Regions from separate parts of the Homo sapiens genome. Here region 2 is linked to region 1. Evidence: chromatin contacts called from ENCODE Hi-C data. All regions are on one chromosome and are shown on one strand. Each heading gives the region's core, a stretch centred on a gene start or an enhancer-like site at or near the end of the contact. The rest is flanking DNA. Distances are from core to core; before and after follow the strand shown. Region 1 holds the start of SERTAD3 (SERTA domain containing 3). Region 2 holds the start of SMG9 (SMG9 nonsense mediated mRNA decay factor).

The links. A loop is a pair of places that touch in the nucleus more often than their neighbours do. Pooled maps may share reads with other maps.
Region 2: a loop to region 1 is called in a map with no recorded cell type, with 10 times the contacts of the local background. The contact joins the promoter of SMG9 here to the promoter of SERTAD3 in region 1. A Hi-C loop is called at or near these places in 1 of 168 maps with a recorded cell type or tissue (breast epithelium), 1 of 37 single-sample maps with no recorded cell type and 2 of 50 pooled maps.

The regions. Positions count from the first base shown.
Region 1 is chr19:40,442,695-40,446,213 of GRCh38, forward strand. It overlaps SERTAD3 (SERTA domain containing 3), which reads right to left and starts at 1,641. Exons shown (of 2, transcript NM_203344.3): 1 at 1,521-1,641. SERTAD3-AS1 (SERTAD3 antisense RNA 1) reads left to right here and starts at 1,823. Exons shown (of 2, transcript NR_187496.1): 1 at 1,823-1,934; 2 at 2,196-2,569. RefSeq lists silencers at 488-867, 1,333-1,392, 1,573-1,892, 1,953-2,172.
Region 2 is chr19:43,753,225-43,756,743 of GRCh38, forward strand. SMG9 (SMG9 nonsense mediated mRNA decay factor) reads right to left here and starts at 1,738. Exons shown (of 14, transcript NM_019108.4): 1 at 1,430-1,738. RefSeq lists an enhancer at 669-928 and a silencer at 1,159-1,518.

The sequences.
Region 1 (3,519 bases), core at 391-2,890:
TGAACAAGAGTTGTGTTTGTTTTTTGTTAGAGACAGGGTCTCGCTCTGTCGCCCAGGGCTGAGTGCAGCAGCGCTATCACAGCTCACTGCAGTCTCGAAGTCCTGGGCTCAAGCGATCCTCCCGCCTCAGCTTCCTGAGTAGCTGGGATTACCACCACACCCGGCCTCGATCAAGAGTTAATTGCCAGTTATTCGCTCAACAGATTTACTGAGTGCCTACTATATTCGAAATCTCCTGGAGCCCTGTTGGGGAACCTATGTTGAGATTCTTCTTCAACAGTCGGGATATTTCTATGTCCTCTTCCTTAACCGACTGGGAGCGCTCCCAAGAGTAGGAAAGGGGCCTGTCTCATTCCCTCTGCCCACGCTTTCAGATTCCCCCAAAGCGCGCCCCATAGGAAAACTTGCTAGAACTCAGCTCAGACCAAGCCCCGCCCCCTCGGAGGTCCCACTCAATCAGACCGCGACACTGTAAGGCCCCGCCCCCCCATGGGTCCTTACAGAGCATCCAGGAACGCCCCAATTTGGCCCAGGGGCTTCTGGGAAACGGGGGCCAACAGCCGCCAGGTACACGAATTGACGTCGAGCACGCACTACAATCCCCAGAGGGCTCCGCCCGTCCAGGGGACGAGCCACCCCCCTCACCCCGCTCTCCCTCAGGGCATGCGCACAGGGGCACAGGCGGGTGGGGGAAGGGAACCTGGACGTCCAGCTGCCGGCGCCTGCCGAGCCCCGCCCTCCATTGCCTCCGGGGCCGCGAGTCTGAGCTCCAGGCCCGGAACACCCCTCCCCCACCCCAGACTCCGGCTCTAAATTTGCTTTCTCCCGGTCCCTCTGTTCCTTGAAAGTCCGCGATTCTCCTTCCAAACTGCCCTTGGATCCAGAGACCCAGATCCGAACACATCGCTCAAAGACGACAATGCTCCGATCTAGTTCGGGAGACTACGTATCCTAATTCTGATACTTCCTCCCACTTCTCCTAGTCTCCTGACTTTCAAACGCCCCTGGACTTCACCTCCAAACTCGCTGTCCGGCTCCAAGACCCGAACATTGAACTCTTCCCGGCAACCTCCTTCCCCCGCCAGTGCGTCTTGGAGTCCCAAGAATCCTTGACCCTAGTTCTCTCGCTTCTCCAAATACTCAGAATCTCAGCTCCGTACCTCTCACACCTTTTCCAGAACACGATAAAGCCCCGAATTCAACCCGTCCGGAAGACCCAAGTGGAATCGAATCTCCAGGTTCCCTGTCTCAAAAGTTCCTCCCCTCTGTTCTCTCGCTTCTCCAAAAGCCCAACGTCCCAGCTTCAAACTCCCTCCACTTGAAAATACTGCCCCAACAACCTCGCCTCCCCTCCTGGGTCTTGAACTCAGTCTCAGGTCCCCAGACCCTCCCTATCATCACCCTGAATCTGAGGCCCCCTCCCCCGGTCCCACCCAGACCCCGCCTCCGCAAGTCCCCGGGGCGCGCTTCTCTCTCCCCCAGCCTAAGGTAAATTCCCAAGCCAGGCGACCACTCCTCACCGCAGCTGCCAGGTTCGCCACGACCACCTCCTGGAACGCCCACAGCGTTGCGACCCGCCAGTGCCAGGACCCACCAGTGACCGGTTGGAGCCTCGCTCACCTCGGCGGGGCCTCTCCGTCTGGCCTCTGGCCCACCAGCCCCGCCCCGGAGCCGAGCCGCGAGCCGCGATTGGCTGGAGTCCCGCCCGCCGCGGGGCGTCGATTGGCTGGGCGGAGCCATCCGCCCGTGCCCCGAGACGCCGGATCCGCCCACCCCTCCCTAGCGCCCCGGGCCATTTAAAGAAGTGCAACTGGCAGGGGGCGGGGCAGCGACTCCGGGGTGGAGGGCGGCCGGTCCAACAGAACCGCTTCCTTCCACTCAGCTACAGTCCTCGCTCCAAGATCGTCACCATTGCTCCCTGCGGTTCCTTTATGGTAGGCCTGGACTCCACCGTGGAGCCAGAGGGGCTGGCATGCCCCTCCCCAAGTCGCTGTGCAGGCGGGCGGGGCCGAGCAACCGGAGGAGGCCGCGCCCCCGGGGTTCCGAGGGAGGACGCTGGGGCGCGGGGGATGACGTAGCGGAAGACCAGCCAATAGAGTGGCGCGGCCCGCGTTGCCTAGGCGATCGTAGCCTCGCCCCCTTGCTGCCCCTCCCGCCCCCTATACGTTACCGCGCGGCCCCTTCTTAATCCTCAGGTTTTCTCAGCACGTCCTCTGGTGGTCCCACCTGGGTCTTCTGACACCCTCTTTCCTTCCCCGCTCCATCAAGATGACTCCTCTGCTACTGTTCATGGCTTCCTACCCACCCCGAATACAAACTTCAAACTCCTTCCTTTTGCCACAAAGCCCCTCACGACCTTGCTTGATGCGTTCTCCTGGTTCTCTCCGATCCTGCCCCATTGAGTCACTTCCAGTTTTTCTAAAATGGCTTCAAGCTCCCATTCACCCCATCAGGAAAACGAAAGGATTTTCTCTGTTTGTTTTCTTCCCTGCTTTACCCCAGTGTCTACAACAATGCCAGGTACATAATAAGTTCGCAAACATGACAATAAAAGGCCTCTGGATCTTTATTATTAATATTATTTTTTGCCGGGCGCAGTGGCGCACGCCTGTAATCCCAGCACTTTGGGAGGCGGAGGCGGGCAGATCACTTGAGGTCAGGAGTTTGAGACCAGCCTGGCCAACAATGGTGAAACCCCGTCTCTACTAAAAATACAAAAATTAGCTGGGCGTGGTGGCGCACGCTTGTAATCTCAGCCACTTGGGAGGCTGAGGCAGGAGAATCGCTTGAACCTGGGAGGTTGAGGTTGCAGTGAAGGCGAGATCGTGCCACTGCACTCCAGCCTGGGTGACAGAGAGATGGGGGAGGGGGGAGGGGGGTTTTCTTGTGTTGCCCAGGTTGGTTTTGAACTCCTGGCCTCAAGCAATCTTCTCGCCTCTGGATATTTAAACTTGTTTCCTCATCCTCAAAATATACCCTCAATTCCCAGGCTGCTTCTCAGAACACATTTCAAAGGTTTCCTCCTCTCCGAAGCCCTCCCTGGCAGTCCAGGTTGGGTTAGGATCCATTCTAGGATTCCATGGCCTCCTGTGCCGCCATCCCAGTCCTGGACTGTCAGTTACTATATGGACTGAGGAACGCCCCGCCGAGGGCAGGTACCAAGGATATCTCTGTCAACCACCTCTTGGTCTGCAGGATCACCTAGCACAGGGCTGGACACGTAGCAGGTCCCAGTGAAAGTTTGCTAAATGCTCAGGAATGTGACAGAAAAATAAGGCAGAAAGAAGACACTGCTAGTGTCCTGAAAGCCCACACCCGTAATGCTCCGCCCCTACAACGAGTTTCCCTAAGGGGAGGAGGCAGTTTTCTCCAGGCCACCTCTGGGAAGGGAGGTTTAAGCCTCCTCAGACCAGTTCTTGCCGGTTGGAGTTTGTCAACCAAGTCATCCTGATGTTTGCAGGATAAATGGGAGGGGAATAGGTAGGTGGGTGGTGTGGGTTGGAGGTAGGGAGAGAGAAG
Region 2 (3,519 bases), core at 488-2,987, 3.3 Mb after region 1:
CATTCCATACCGAAATGACTGCTTAGTCTGGGATGGAGATTCTCCCCAGAATCTGAGACTCCTCCCTCACTTGCAATTAAGTGTCTTTACACATTATTCTGAAATCTACCCAGTGCTTAAGTACTTGTCTTCATGCCTCAATTGGGATACTGCCCAGCCCTGAGGTTTCTGTTTACTGGCCTATGAGGATGCCCTTTCCTGTGCAAAGTAAGCGCCCCTGTGTGAATGCTTTTCTTTTTTTTTTTTTTTTTTTTTTGAGACGGTCTTGCTCTGTTGCCCAGGCTGGAGTGCAGTGGCACGATCTCAGCTGGCTGCGGCCTCTGCCTCCCGGGTTCAGGCAATTCTCCTGCCTCAGCCTCCCAAGTAGGTGGGATTACAGGTGCATACCACCAGGCCGGGCTAAGTTTTGCATTTTCAGTAGAGACGGGGTTTCGCCATGTTGGCCAGGCTGGTATCGAACTCCTGGCCTCAAGTGATTCGCCAGCCTCGGTCTCCCAAAGTGATCGGATTCCCCGGGTAAGCCACCGCACCTGGCCTCCCTGTGCCCTTTATTCTGGGAGCTTCCACAGTATCTGAATGTGGGGAGTTCCTTGGAACTTAAAAGCCCACCTAAACCAGGTGTGGAGGATACAGTGAGCCGAGATCGTGCCACTGCACTCCAGCCTGGGCGACAGAGCGAGACTCTTGTCTCAAAGAAAAAAAAAAAAAACCCCACCCACATGCAAGCTGGGGACTTCCAATGCTGTTTCCGGGCTCCTTTGGGGATTACCCCCAAACTTAGGAAAGCTGGTCTATTTAAGTGTCTGCTGATGGACTTCTAGGGTGACTTCCCGAAAATTAACAAATCGAATTTACATATTTTTGGGGAGTGTCTCCTCAGTATTTAGGCATCGCTTCACACACTCCCTTCGGGGATCTCCCAGAACCTCACTATTTGCAAATATTTGGGGAGACTCTCCCGATTCCTGAGTATGTAAGCCCACTTCGTGGGGCACTCCCCAGCCCAGAACTGTAGTCGATTTGCACATTTTCCTAAGGACTCCCTAGGATTTAAACTTCTCTCTACGGGGTTCTAGAAGGGAGCCTCCCCCGGATTTAGGCATTGCTTTACAAAGCTTCCCTCGGGGAACCCAACTCAAGTTTCTCGTTACACGTTATTGGGGCGGCCTCCCCAGTACTTGACGGGCAGTTTGCAGGCTGTACTTGGATCTCGCAGAGCATAAGTTTCTCATTTACACGTTATTTCCGTCCCCCGCCCCCATTCCTGCCAACCCAGTATCGAATTGACGGTCGCCGGCCCCCTACTCAGTGCCGCACCCCCGCCGGACGTCCCAGCGACCTTTCAATGGCCAAGGCGGGGGCGGGGCCTGCCGGAGCGCCCCGCCCGCCGCCGGTGCGCTAGCCTCGCGCGGGCTCGCGGCCCCCTTACCTAACGCGGCTGCTGATTGGTTCTCGGGGCGCGGTGTGCGCTCTCCCGTGACGGGAGTCGGGTGGGGGCGGGGAGGCTGACCCAAGCCACCCGCCTGCAAATGGCGTCTGGGGGCCAGGAACGTGGGAAGGAGAGAAAATGGGCACTCCCCACTCCGAAACCGGCCTCGGCGTCCGGGTTGCAGCCCCTAAGGAAAGCTGGGCCGAAGGAAGAAGAGGAGGAGGATGTAACGCGGGCCCGAGCTGAGATCAGTTCCCTCAGGCGACTCGTCCTGCGCATGCGCTGAGGGCTGGAGCTCGAGAACTGAATGCGCTCGCCGGGCTGAGCGTGCGTGGATGGAGGCGGTCGGCTTCAGCACGCATGCGGGTTCCGGAGCGGGAGGCGGGAGGACGCCGCGGCTCTGACTCAATGCGCGTGCGCGCGGTTGGGGGGTTGAGGGTGGGGAGATGAGTAGGGAAATGGATACGCCGAGGAGCCGGCAGGAGGGAGAGCGGCCCGGATCTGGGGTTCGAGTTGTGCCTCTTCGGTGATGTTGGCGGGATGCAGTGGGGTGGGACGACAGGGAGGAATTTCACTGTTCTGGGCTGAGTGCCAAGAACACATGAATGAATCAGACTTGGCGTGCGCCCTGGAAGACACCCCGGCCTGTGGAGAGACTGCCAGGGCCTCAAATCACTTAGGAAAGGGCGCGGGTCCGGTTGGACCTTGAAGGACAGGCAGGCGAGGGTACTCCAGGGAACAGCTAAGCAAAGGCGGCGAAGACCCCGGGGGAAGAGGTCTAGACTGGCTTGGATTCAGGGTCCACCTGGGTGGGAGGTGAGGCAGCAGAATGGGCAGGTCAGACCCTGAAGGGTCTCCAGTGTCAGTTTTATCCTTAAGGCCTGGGAGATGCAGAATAGTCTGAGACAGAACTATGTTTAAAACCCTCGAAGGCCGCGTTGGAGAAGGGAATCCGCTCCAGGGTCGAAAATTTAAACACACGTGGGCGGAGTCTTGCGCGCGCCAAAGAGGAACATTGGGCGACGGGCGCGGCCTGGAGAGCGCATGCGCATTCGGAAGGGTCGGCAGTTCCCCAGTGGGCAGAGTGGGTGGATGGGAAGGTTCTAGCTTTTTATTTGAAATTTTATTTATTTTTATTTTATTTATTTATTTAGAGACGGAGTCTCGCCCTGTCACCCAGGCTGGCGTGCAGTGGCGAGATCTCGGATCACTGCCGTCTCCACCTCCTGAAATTCAAGCGATTCTCCTGCCTCAGCCTCCCAAATAGCTGGGATTACAGGCGTCCACCACGCCTGGCTAATTTTTTGTATTTTTAGTAGAGACTGGGTTTTGCCATGTTGGCCAGGCTGGTCTCGAACTCCTGACCTCAAGTGATCCGCCCGCCTCGGCCTCCTAAAGTGCTAGGATGACAGGCGTGAGCCACCGTGGCTGGTCTAAAAAAAAGTTTTTTAAAATTATATTTGAACAGGTATTACATGTACATACACAATTCAAACCTCTCTGGCTGTATACAATAAAAGTAAGTTTCCACCTCTGGTTCCCATTTTCCTTTCCTAAAGCACTGGTTCCCGGTTTCCTTCTGGAGCTGCTGTTATAATAAAGCATTGGAGTTAAGAGCATGTGTTGAGTTCATATAAATAGCGGCTGAGCTTGACCAAGTGACTTAATACTCTCTACTTCTACGTCCCTGTTTGTGAATTGGGTGTGGTATAACCTTACTTACAACATTGCCGCCAGCATTAAATGGGTGAGAGTGCATAGAACAGTGCCTGTTGCCTAATGGTACTGTGTGTTGTCTCTGTGTATTATTTTGTGGTCTACCATGCTGATAGTTGTAGATTCTGAGCAGCCCTCTCCCCTCCAGGCCTCATCCCTACTGTCATTGTCCCAGTACCAGTACCAGGTGGAGCCACCTCTCCAGGCTGCCACAGGTAGAAACACCAGTCACCCAGAATGACTTGAGTCCACTGTTGATGGATTCTGGGGAAAGATTCTGGGTGTTTGATAAAGATACACATGACAGGCCATCTCTGTATTATGTCTATCAGTGTCCAATTTTACTTCTTCAGCTCAGGCCATATCTGAATTTC